Regions from separate parts of the Homo sapiens genome. Here region 2 is linked to region 1. Evidence: read pairs that join two places in POLR2A ChIA-PET (ENCODE). Cell type or tissue: Caco-2. All regions are shown on one strand. Each heading gives the region's core, and the rest is flanking DNA. Links, peaks and the distances in the headings are about the cores only. Region 1 overlaps TOX2 (TOX high mobility group box family member 2). Region 2 has its middle 130 kb from the start of PTPRT-DT.

Region 1 (6,558 bases), core at 943-4,942:
GCTCACCTGCTTCTGTTCCTCTCCCAGGCTGTCCCACATGGAGGCCACGATTTTGGACACGTCACCGAAAGTGGCACTGGGGTTCTGACCCTTGATGGCGGCCTGAGTGTCTCTGAAGAAGAGTGCGTAGGCCGACACAGGCTTCTGCGGCTCATTGGGGTCCTTCTTTTTCTTCTTCTTCGGGTTCTTGGCCTTTTTTCCTGGGTCGGCTGAAGGTCTCTTTTCTCCCGAGATCTGCCCGAGTGAGAAGAGTCAGAAAACCAAAGAAGCCCAAGGGCCTCCTGCCAAAGGCGATCAACACAGACTTGGGCCGAGCTGCACTTCTCCAGCCCTGCTCATGCACAGATAACCACTCGCGCGATGGAGGGGGCAATGGACAGACAGACACACACACCCTGGGTGGGTGTTTAACTCATTAAAGAGAATCAGCATGATTGTAAAGTTGATTCAGAGAAATGCAGGAGGAGAAGACGGACTGTATAGTCACTGAAAGAATGGAAAGAATGCTGGAATTAGATTACTAAATTACACGTGAAACTGGTTAGTGCCCAATAGAGCGCTGAAACTATCACCTTTGGGACTTTTAATCTTTTCTACTGGACAGAAATTTGCATCTCTACCGGGCAAAGTTAATTTGCCTTATAATCAGACAAAAATCCCTTACATCTCTTATCACTTCCCCTCCCCCGCCCAAGGTAACATCTTCTTTTACAGAGTTGTGAAATCCCCTAATCAATAGTGAATAATGAATCAAAGCAAAGGTCCAGTTTCCTAGGGAATCAGATAATTATTGAGTGAGCCTGTTAGCCAAGGCTTTGGTATGACATTGAAAGAATGTGCAGTTATTTGGGGGCCTATTTCCAAGTTTGGAGTGTGTGTGCATGTGTGTATATGTGTATATACGTGTGTGTGTGTGTGTATATGTATATATATGTGTGTGTATATATAGTATATATATGTGTGTGTATATATAGTATATATGTATATATATAGTATATATGTATATATATGTGTATATATAGTATATATATGTCTGTATATATATGTGTGTATATATATATGTGTGTGTGTGTGTGTGTGTGTGTGTGTGTGTATATATCTGCCCTCCCACTTGTGAGCACAATCCCCAAAAAGGATCCTGCATTACAAAAGGCTGGTCTCCACCGCCATGTTTCAGCTGTGCAGCTTTGAGCAGGTGGCTTAGTCCCTTGACCCTGTGAAGTGGGGAGGGCACGAGGCTAAAGCGACTGTTACTGCGTCAGCCCTGGAACCAGTGGCTTCACTCTGGACAGACTGCAGGACCATGATCCTGTGAACACTTGACTTAGGGCTTCCAGGATGGGGTGGTGTTGGGATGCCCACCACAGACCTCAGTGGGTCTCTGTTGGGTCACTCAAGCCATGTAGGAACAGGGGACTTTGGTCAAAAGCCCTGGACCCTGTAGTGAAGACTCTGGCTCTAGGAGCCAAGAAGATGGAGGTGACATGTTGACCTGATGACAAAGCCATGGGCCAGTAGGCATGATCAGGCATCCATGTCTGAAGGACATGGTTCTGTTCCTGAGGCTTATCTCTGCAGCTACTCCCTTCTCCAAGCCCCAGTTGTGTTAGCACCGTGGTGTGACCCTAGCAAGATCAGGGATGAAGAGGCATGTTGTCATTGATAAAGTCCTGAACAGGCACAGCAGGGCAGGGGGTTGAGGGCACATACACTGGACTGCACCTGCAGCCTCCTGGGTTTGAATCCTGGTTCCCCCCACTTACTAGCTGTGTGACACCAGATACATTACTTAACCTCTCTGTGCCTCAGTGTCCCCATCTGCCAAACAGAGATAATAACAGTCCCTGCCCTATAGGACTTTTATGAGGATTACATGGACGTATACTTGTTATGTGTTTAGAGCAGTGTCTGGCCCATAGAGAGTGTTTGTTAAATAAAAACCGTTCCTGCATGGACTATAATAGAGGTCGAGTCATCCTTAGGATGAAGCTGGGCCAGGATCCAGAAGTAAACCCCTCTTCCCCCAAAGTCCAGGGTTACTGCCCTAGGCCTCGGGAGGCCACCACGTGGAAAGGACACTGGATCGACAGAGGCAGGAGGCACGGAGGGAGATAAGTCTTAATTCTGCCACTAGCTCGCTGGGAGGCCCTGGGCAAACACTTCTGTCTTTGGCATTTCTGGGCCTCTGTTTTCCTCCCTGGTAAGACAAGATGTTCTCTCACCGGGAGGTGGATTTGGAGTCAATGCAAAGAAGGGCCAGAGCCCGGACAGGTGGCGGGCTCTCATCCCTACCATGTTCTTGAGGAGGTCAAACCACTCTAGACTCCAGGAATGTTGGGGGAATGCATGTTCCCAGTGGGGCGGTCATTTTTGCACCCCACCCTCAAGGTCAGTGAATACTCTAGGCCCAGAGGTGCTGTCTTCTGGACCACACAGTTTTGTCAGAATATTTTCTCCTAAAAGGGCCAAATGGCCATAAATGTGACCCCGATGGCCTTGCTGAAGCCGTCCACACCTCTGAAATCGCCCACTGGCCTTCAGGAGTCAGTCTTTGCCAACTTTCACAGGATCTTCTCACCCCATCCCCTCAACATTTGTTGGAATTTTCTCTGCTTTACGCACAAGGCTGTGGGAGCCCCGAGGGAACACAGCTTGTCAAGGACGCTCAGCACTTGGAGCAGCCAAAGCCCGATGCCACAAAGCCCCATAGGTGCCATCCCCCCTGACCAGGTGCTCCACCTGCCAATGTGCTTTTTCCTTGGCTTCCAGCGTGGCCTGGGGGTCTTAACAGAAAACCACTGAGCTCTGTGGCGGACATCCCAACCGCCACCAGGAACGCCTGCTCAGTGGGAATGGCACCTACGGGGACCTTGGGACATCAGGCTTTTCTAGTCTTTACTAGAGGGAGGTGATGCCCATTTCCCCACAGGACCCCTTCCCTGCCGACAGGAGGGCAGCTTCAGGCTCTGTTCCTCCACCGCACATACCTTGAAATGCACTTCCGACTCCTCTTCCTGAGTGGAGCTGGAGGGAGAGGGGGTCGCTGACTTGCTCCCCGGCGGTGATGGGGAGCTGTGGGCGATGCTGCTCCGGATGCCCATCTGCGAGATGAGCTGGGACTGGCTGAGGGCACTCATGTGGCTGGCCAGCATTGCCGGGCGACCCAGCAGGGGCCCGGGCCGGCCCGAGTCATAGGCAGCCACTTCCGAGTGGACCATCTCCTGGATCTAAGAGAGGAGGACAGGAGGGTTGAGTTAGGAAGGATCTGTCCTGCCACTCCATCACATCTGTGCTAGCGGACTTAGAGGAGGGAATGCAGAGGAGAAGTGATGGGTGCGGCTCCTGCTCCGATCCCTGACAGGTGAATCTCAAGATGGAGCCTCATGCTACTTGGACCTCTGTATGATTAAGTGCACTCGTGGGAAACCGGCAGCTCCGTGGCTGTGTGCCATTCTACTGACATTCACCTCGGACAGACGCTTTGCATTTCAGCCCCTGCCAGAGAGCTCAGTCCAGTTATGTTGGATCATTTGATGAGACCGAGTCTTCCCTCCTGGAATGCAATATGTCTCTGCATGAACTGAGCAGTCAGCATGATAGCAACGCACACAGATGCTGGACGACGCTAACTACATTTTGAATCCTGGTCCTGCCATTCTACCAGCTGGGTGACTTTGGCCAAGTTACCTAACCTCTTTGTGCCTCAGTTTCTTCATCTGTAAAATGTGGATATGAGCAAACCTACATTCTAGGGTTCCTTAAAGATCAAATGTACCTGGCATACAGTAAGCCCTATATTGTATAAGCATGTGTTAAATACATTGAATAAATAAATTTCTTGATAAAGTTGAGTACTTTTCTTCCTACAGGTCAGCAATTTTGTTATTAACTCCATTCCCCATGATATTTTCTAACTGGTTACTTCTGGAAAGTTATTGGTTTTACATATAAGCATTTTTCACACTAAACACGCATTGAGGATAGGACTTTGGACCTAAATATATGTCCACACCCTGTTGAGTGAAGCATACCTATTTGCATACTCTTACGATTTTTATTTCCTCTGCATCTGTGGTTATTTATTTGCCCTTTCTAATTTCTAACAAACATCAAGTATCTGTTTTTCTCCCATTTTTTCTTCATTAGGAAAGCAAACAGGTTTTCAGTTTTATGTGGGTTGTTTCTTTTCTCCTCAAAAGAATCAAATCTCAAGTGTATCACTTCTGCTTCTCTGTTTTCTAATTCTTTGTCTTTAGCTATCCCTTCCTCCGCATTTTAAAGATTCATAATTGCTGCTTCCCCCTCAATTTTGAGTTGTATTTTATTTTTTAATTGACAAATGACAAATTGTATATATTTATATGTACGATATGTTTTGATGCATGTATACACTGTGAAATAATTGACATATTCATCACCTCACCTAGCATTGCTTAGATGAGAACATTTAAAATCTACTTTCTTCTTTGATCCAAGAGTTGTTCAAGAAGACTTCTGGAATACCATTTGACCCAGCAATCCCATTACTGGGTATATACCCAGAGGAATATAAATCATTCTATCATAAAGATACATGCACGTGTGTGTTCACTGCAGCACTATTCACAATAGCAAAGACACGGAATCAGCCCAGATACCCATCAAAGATAGACTGAAAGAAAATGTGGTACATACCTATCATGAAGTACTATACAGTCATAAAAAGGGATGAAATCATGTCCTCTGCAGGGACATGGATGGAGCTGGAAGCCATTATCCTCAGCAAACTAATGCAGGAACAGAAAACCAAACACCTCATGTTTTCACTTGTAAGTGGAAGCCGAACAATGTGAACGCTTAGACACAGGGAGGGGAACTACACACTGGGGCGCGTTGAGGGGGCAAGGGGAGGGACAGCATCAAGAAAAATGCTAATGCATACTGGGTTTAGCACCTAGGTGATGAGTTGATAGGTACAGCAAACCACCGTGGCACACATTTACCTAGGTAACAAACCTGCACATCCTGCATATATACCCTGGAGCTTAAATTTAAAAAGGCTAACAAAAAGAAGAGTTCTGGAAATTCTAAGTGGCTAATTTTCTTTTTCTTTTGGCTACAATTTCCAGTAACAAAAATTATCAAAGTATGGGGTCTGTACTATTTACAAGTTTGAGATTTTGTTAAGGTTTTCTTTGAGACCCAAATATGATTAAATTGTGTACATATTCCACAGTCCTTACAAAGAATAGGCTATGTTTGCAGATGAATACAGCAGTATATTTTTCCATTCCATCAGTGATTATTCTTTAGATTCCTTACCTTTTTGGCTCTTTAATCTTACACAGGCTTGTCCAGATTGCCTGCAATTTTTCTGTTTCCATAAAAATATCTCCTTTTAATGCTTAAAGTGTTTGTTTTGGGAATTTGATGTCGGTTTTGTTTTGAGACAGAGTTGTGCTGCATCGCGCAGGCTGGAGTGCAGTGGCGCGATCTTGGCTCACTGCAACCTCTGCCTCCCAGGTAGCTGGGACAACAGGTGGCACCATCATGCCTGGCTAATTTTTGTATTTTTAGTAGAGCGAGACGGGGTTTCGCCATATTGGCCAGGCTTGTCTCAAACTCCTGACCTCAAGTGATCTGCCCACCTCGGCCCGCCAAAGTGCTGGGATTTTATAGGCATGAGCCACCACACCTGGCCCTGATATTGGTTTTTATTACAAAAAGAAGACAGACAATTGTATCTTCATTATGGATTAAACTCTTTATTAAGTATCTTTTTTGTCTCATTTTTTTTTTTGCCTTGAATTCAGTGGAGTCTGATATGAATAATGCTGTCCTTGCCTGTATGTTTGTTTGAATGTGTCTGGCATGTATTTTATTACAAATCTCTTAGTTTTTATTTTTTAGGGTTACTTTTGTCAAATGTTTTTGTTATGATCAGCTTTAGAAATTGAACTCTTCCCTTATGCCCTGGAACAGTATAGATAACATATAAATTACATTTTCCTTAGAGAATGAAAGAGCTTAAACAGAAAACCATCTGAGGCCCAGTGCTTTTTGTTTTCACAATATCCTTCATGGCTAATAGGTCTATTTCAGTTTCCATTTTCTCTCGAGTCAGTTTTGGTAAATTATACATATATATATATATATATATATATAAATTCATTTTATCCAGATACTAACATGTACTAGCATATAACTGGATAATATATTTAAAAATATACTCTGTGGTTTTCATCAGTTCCCATTCAAAATTGTAATATTGTGAATACACGTTGCTTTTTAAAATTTTCCTTCTCAAAATTTATTTTATTTATTTTTTTGTGACGGAGTCTTGCTCTGTTGCCCACACTGGAGTGCAGTGATGCTATCTCGGCTCACCACAACCTCTGCCTCCACCTCCAGGGTTCAAGCAATTTTTCTGCCTCAGCCTCCTGAGTAGCTGGAATTACAGGTGCATGTCACCACACCCGGCTACTTTTTGTATTTTTAGGAGAGATGGGTTTTTGCCATGTTGGCCAAGCTGGTCTCAAACTCCTGACCTCAAGTGATCCACCCGTCTCAGCCTCCCAA
Region 2 (6,558 bases), core at 1,494-5,493, 730 kb after region 1:
ATGTTCTGCGCATGTATCCCGAACTTAAAGTATATATATATATATGACTTATGATACCTCTTAGCAGGGTCCCAATAGGGAGCCCAGACCTTAGGCAAGGATTTATCCCTGCCTCAACTTTCCTAGTTTCTCTGGCCCCATCTGGATCTCCAGCCATGGGCAGCTAAGTTTTCTGGTTGAGTTGTGGGCCTGATGTCTCTACCTTTTTGCTTTTTATCTCCTTCTCTTTCCATTAAAAAAAAATTTTATGAGAGTGGACACTAATTTGACTCTTATCTTCTTTTCTATTTTTTCCCATAGGGAATCAAACAGGCTATTTTTGTTCAGAAGATGGTAAAATACATTGAAAGCAGAGAGAAAAAAAGCACGAGAGAGAATGCGCCCACTGCTTCCGCTGGGATCCTCACCTCCTGTTCTTGAGTTTTCTATGGGAGGCAGTTAGGTACTCAGAACAAAGCCTAAGTGGTGTGTGCCCACGTGTGTGTGTGTGTGTGTGTGTGTGTGTGTATGTGCGTGCGCACATGCGTGTGTGCTGTGTTTCCTTTTTAGAACCGTGGAGGAGCCTCAGGGATTAGCTGGTCCAAACCACTGACCTCATAGATGGGGAAACAGAGACTCAGAGAGGTTGAAGGCCAAAAGTGGGGGAGGAGTGGCTGCAGGGTGTCTGACAGCCAAGAAGTGAGGGCGGCCAGGTCAACATGGTCCTTGAATGCCCAGCTTGAGACTTGCCCTCTTCTGGGGGTAGTGAAAGTCTCCTGGGAGGTTCAGGCAGGGCAGTGGTGGTCCAGATATGTTTCAGAGGGATCGTATTGTTCTGTAGATGAAGGACTGTGGAGTGTGAGGCTGGAGCTGGGCAGCCTGCAGGGAGGTGAGGAAGGATGGACTGTGTTTGGTGATAGGGGGTGGTCAAAGAGGGAGAGGAGCTACTGGCTTGGGAGAGAGGCAGAGTCAAGGCGGGGCTTTTGCCCACCTCAGGAGATGTGCACCTTCAAGGGTGGGCGAGAAGGAATCTTGGGGTGGGAAAGACTGAAGATAGGAGATGATCACCCAGATAGAGCAACATCTTGGAGGTGGGGATCCGGGGCCAGGTGAGAGAGGAGGGGAGGACAGAGGGGGCAGGGGGTGGCCTTGACAGCTGGGAAGTCCAGCCTGCAGGTTTGTGCCCAGCCACAAAGACTGACCTGTGATGCAACTGCTGTCAGTTGAGGTTCTGGTGTCAGGAGTCCTTGGCCCTAGAGGACATTGCTACTGAGAGGACAAGCCAGATGGATGAGCACTAGACCTTAGGGTCCCCACTGTCCCCTGCACACCATGCCCTCATGACTCTTGGCAGGAAGTGGCATCCAGGTGGTGCCAGCTACTGTTTAATGATGGTTTATGTGAGAAAGCAGAGAAGTTCATGAGCGCTGGGCACGGTGGCCCATGCCTGTAATCCCAGCACTTTGGGAGGCCGAGATGGGCGGATCACCTGAGGTCGGGAGTTCAAGACCAGCCTGACCAACATGGAGAAACCCCATCTCTACTAAAAATACAAAATTAGCCAGGTGTGGTGGCACATGCCTGTAATCCTAGCTACTCGGGATGCTGAGGCAGGAGAATTGCTTGAACCTGGGAGGCGGAGGTTGCATTTAGCCGAGATTGTGCCATTGCACTCTAGCCTGGGCAACAAGAGCAAAAAACTATGTCTCAGAAAAAAGTTCATGACCACAATGAAAAATTGCCCACTGGACAGCTGGACATCCCCTATCTGCGTCCCTGCCTTTACTTTTTGGGCCAGATTTCTTCATAATATCAAGCAGCACTCTACCCATATTTATTTCAGCTCCTTTCCGATTTCTGACAATTAGTTTCTTGGCCATTAAGCTGGACAGAAGCAGGAATACTTTAATGTGCTTATTTATATCTCACAAAGGAACTTACATAAGTTCCCTTGTAAGTTCATTCTATGGTCCCTGGAAGTGTCAGTGCAGAAGATTAAATTGACTCATCTATTTTTTTTAGTCCTCTTTCCTGAAGGTCAGCTTTGAAGCAAATTGCATCTTTGTCATTAGCGAGCTAAGGGCCCTTTAACCATTCACCTCATTCTTGAGGATGAAGACCTTAGAATCATAGAGTTACCGTATTGGAGTCAATTTTGAGAAGAAGGGGGGCAGTGGGGGGAGGGCCTTCCAGGCTGAGTGGCAGCATGGGCGAAGGCATGGAGGTTCCCTACAGCCTGGCTCCTTTGTAGAGCTGGATCCTTTAGCCAAGGGGCCGAGATATGGTAGGGGTGAGGGCGATGGGTGTCAGTCACAGGAGGATTTTAAGCACAGAGATGATATGCTTAGGCTTCGTCCAAGGAAGACCATTTTGGCTGCACAGTGGAGGGTGCATGGAGAGAGGAGGGCGGGGAGGCAAGGGGCCAGTTGAGAGTGACCGGTTTCTGCAACCCCGTAAGAGAGCTTCGTAAGACCAGCATAATTTCAGAGCCCGGTGCAAAATGAAAATGTGGAACATCTTGTTAAAAAAATTAAGTATAATGAAATAGGACTCAGCCACATCAAGGAATGAAGTACTGATGCATGCCACAATGTGGATGAACCTCCAAGACATTACGCTAAGTGCAAGAAGACACACCGCAGGCCACATATCGTATGAGTCCATTTATGTGAAATATCCAGAATAGGCAAACCTATAGAGCCAGAAAGCAGGTTAGTGGTTGTCAGGGGAGGGGGTCAAAGAGCTATGATTGCTTTCTGGGTACAGGGTTTCCTTATGGGGTGATAAAAAGTTTTGGAACTAGATAAGGGTGGAGGATCCTGGATCCTGCAGCCTAACAGACTCACAGCAGGAATTCCACAGTTCATTCAATTGCTCTGACCTGCGATGTCAGTGACGACACTTTTCAGGCTCACCTGGACGAGAGTGACTGCTTGAGCTTCCAAAATGCAGTTCATTGCCAGCTCCATTAGCAGGGTCACCCCAGCCTTGGCCACAAAGTGAGACTGTCTGTACAAAAAAAAAAAAAAAAAAATTAGCCAGGCATGGTGGCATAGGTCCCGAGTGGTCCTAGCTGCTTGGGAGGCTGGGGTGGGGGGTGGGGGGTGGGGAAGGGGGAGGGTGGGGGCAGGGAAGACAGCTCGAGCCCAGGAGTTCAAGGTTGCAGTGAGCTGTGATGGAGCCACTGCACTCCAGCCTGGGTGACACAGCAAGATCCTGTTTTTTAAAAATATCACCCCCTCAGAGGCTGCTCTTACTGCTCAGATCACCAGTAGACACCTCCCCGCATTCCTGCACACCTGGACAATTCCTCACCAGCACCCTGTATGAAGCCTGGGGGCCGGGGGCAGTCCAGTTGAATCAGAACACCTTGACCCTAGGGAAATCTTAGCCCTTGATCTAGTATAGTCCCACAGCCTATGCTCCTGGTTATCATTGGCCACTGCCCCCAGGGCACCTCCTGGAGTGATCTCTAAGAATGTGGTTCCTGGAGCCCTTTGTGCTGTGGCTGGGATTTGCTCTGGCTGCTCTGCGAGCAGGCCTCCAAGTGGGGCTTCCTGAAGCCAGACTGCAAATCCCACTTTAACTTTCATCAGCTGCATGTTATTGTGCCTATCTTCGGGCTTACCTGGAACCCAGTTTCCTCATTTCCCAAGGAGCAATGACGCAAATAACACAGTAGGCTAGGAGCAAATAAGGTGGAAAAGAAGAGATGGGAACATCTGCTGGGCTGTCTGTGCCAGACACGTTACTAGTGGTTTATTATCTACGTTAATACTTACATCAGCCCTTTGAGAGTAGTGAACGGCCCCATTAGCAGCCGATTGAGATCCAGAGAGGTTAATTAATTGGCCCAAGTTTGCACAGCTAGGACTCTGCCGACTGGGAGTTGAATCCTTGTTTTATGATTTCAGAGTGCCTGACTCTTTGTATCAGTTTTCTATTGCTGCTCTAATAAATTATCACAAGTGGTTTAAAAACACAAATGTATTTAATTTATCTTGCAGTCCTAGAGAAGAGAAGTCCCATGTTGGTCTCACTGGGCTAAGATCAGAATGTTGACATGGTGCATCTTTTCTGGAAGCTCTAGGGGGGAATCCATCATCTTGCCCTTTCCAGCTTCTAGAGGCTTCCTGCATTCCTTGGCTTGTGGCCAAGTTCTTCTCCTGCTGCGCCTCTCTGGTTCTCTGACTGCAGTCAGGAGAGGCATCTCTGCTTATGAGGACTCACATGATTCGACTGGAGGAGCGAAATAACCTAGGGGAATGTCACCCATCTAAGAGTCCTTCAACTTAATCATTCCTACAAAGTCCCTTTTGCCTTGTAAGGTACCATATTCACAGGTGCTGGGGATTAGGAGGTGGACATCAACGTGTGTGTGTTAGAGGAGAGGGGACTTTCCTCTGACTACCGTGCCCTTCTAGAAGGATGGATTCCTGACTTGACAGACGCAGAGCCATATTCTTCCAAAAGCCTTGGTTTTCTCACATGGTTCGGAAGTTCTCTCACACTTTTGAGATGAGCTATGTGTGTGTGTGTGTGTGTGTGTATGTGTGTGTGTGTGTGAAGATCTGTTAATTTATAGTAGTAGCTTGGACATTTGAGATGAATGTCGTGAATTCTGTGCCAAAAATTATGTGTCATCAGGCACTCTCATTGCATTTCAGCCAGTCTGCAAAGAGAGAGATTGCTAAGTGTTATATGAGACAAGAGGACCACAAGGGCAGGTTTTAAGCACAATTATTTTGTCCAACCCTCTGATTTGGAGCATCATAGAATTTGAGAAGTGCATGAAAACTTCTCCTCTAGGCACCCCGATGATCTTTCAGCCCGACTGAAATACTGTGAGTGAAGGGAGCATACTACTTATTATAGCAGTTTACTCCAAGGTCAAATATTTCACTGCTTGGAACACTTTTATTTTCTTGCAGTTGAAGCATGCCTCTCTTTGCTTTCTACCTACAAGTCCTGGTTCTGTCCTCTGGGGCACATTGATTACCTTTCTTCAGGGAGGTGAAAACAGAGACCTTTACTCCGTATGTCTTTTCCTCTTCAAGCTAAATGTCCCTTGTGATTTTGAAGGCTTTTTCACAGTCTGTTCATCTTCCTTAGGCACAATGAATTTATTCATATCCCTGTTAAAACGTGGTGACCAGGCGTCTTTTCCCCAATTCAGTGCCCCTTCCTCTTCCCTCCGCCCACCCTCCCTCTCAGGGCACTGCCTCTCTCCTCCTTGAGACCGTCTTGCACAGAAGGGCTCCTTCTGATTCTCGACTCCCATGACAGGACTTCTGGGTCTTCCAGGAAAATAAAGCCCAGCCCTAGGGGCATGCTGAACTTGCTGACCCTCTCCCAAGGGGAATGGGTGGGGTCTGTTACGGGCTGAAATGTGTCTCTCCAACCTCCTCAAATTCATATGTTGAAGTCCCAACTCCCAGTATTTCACAGTGTGACTGTATTTAGAGATAGGACTTTGAAAGGGGTAATGAAGGCAAACTGAAGTCATAGGGGTAGACCCTAATCCAATATGAGCGGTGTTCTTCTAGAGGAGATGAGAACACAGATATGTACATGCACCCTGTGAAGACACAGGGAGAAGATGGCCATTTTCAGGCCAAGGACAGAGGGCTCAACAAAACCAACCCTGCCAACAGTTTGATCCTACACTTCTAGCTTCTGAAATCATGAGAAAATGGTCTGGGTGCAGTGGCTTATGTCTGTAATCCCAGCACTTGGGGAAGCCGAGGCAGGCAGATCACTTGAGGCCAGGAGTTTGAGACCAGCCTGGCCGACGTGGTGAAACCCCATCTCTACTAAAATACAAAAAATTATCCGGGCATGGTGGTGCATGCCTGTAGTCCCAGCTACTTGGGAGGCTAAAGTAGGACAATTGCTTGAAACTGGGAGGCCAAGGTTGCAGTGAGCCGAGACTGTACTATTGCACTCTAGCCTGGATGAAAGAGTGAGACTCAGTCTCAAAAAATAAAAAATAAAATAAAAATAAATAAAATCAAGAGAAAATAAATTTCTGTTGAAACTACCCGGTCTGGGGCAGCCCCTGCAAACTCATATCGGGTTTTAGTCATCAGAACCGCCCCAGTTGGCCTCCCCTCCTTTCCAGAGGTGTTACACCCCACTAACCAAAAATAGGGAAGATTACTTCAGGAAAAAAAACCCAAATATGATTAAGTTCCCAGTAGGCCACCCACTGGATAACTTAGGGCAGAGCTTTGGCAGCATCTCTGCTTCTCCAGGAAGTCAGATCCTAATTTTCTTTTCTGGTTTATGGATTCCCTCTGGACCGTGGGGGTCATTCATTGTCCCTGGGTGCCTGAAGTGGCAGCTCTGACTCACTTCCTTATTTCTAATGGAGGGAAAGTGGATTTAATAAGTCTAGAAGGAGGGACACCCCAGTAAACAACATGGATTTAGCCACACTCTAGGAAGGCTTCTAGATGCACTTGGGCAAGGCGATGGTTCCCAGACAGCACTCCACATCAGCACTGGACAGCAGCTTGAGGAGCTGGATGGGGTCTGGGCTCCAGAATGCAGCTGGAATGAGACAGCTGAGGAGGATTT

What was found. Peaks named below come from ENCODE experiments on the same cell type or tissue, not always from the same donor. Only the 100,000 strongest peaks of a DNase experiment are listed, where the experiment ranks them.
Region 2: POLR2A ChIA-PET joins it to region 1 with 5 read pairs; 1 of 35 experiments calls an interaction of 5 or more read pairs at or near these places.

The regions. Positions count from the first base shown.
Region 1 is chr20:44,047,975-44,054,532 of GRCh38, reverse strand. It overlaps TOX2 (TOX high mobility group box family member 2), which reads right to left. Exons shown (of 9, transcript NM_001098797.2): 4 at 2,988-3,227; 5 at 7-234. Among named protein-coding and RNA genes, the nearest start is that of JPH2, 140 kb to the left of the region's middle. In Caco-2, for the core only: no CTCF peak of the experiment used is centred there; a DNase peak (open chromatin) is centred at 3,042.
Region 2 is chr20:43,320,661-43,327,218 of GRCh38, reverse strand. No RefSeq gene overlaps it. Among named protein-coding and RNA genes, the nearest start is that of PTPRT-DT, 130 kb to the right of the region's middle. In Caco-2, for the core only: no CTCF peak of the experiment used is centred there; a DNase peak (open chromatin) is centred at 3,371.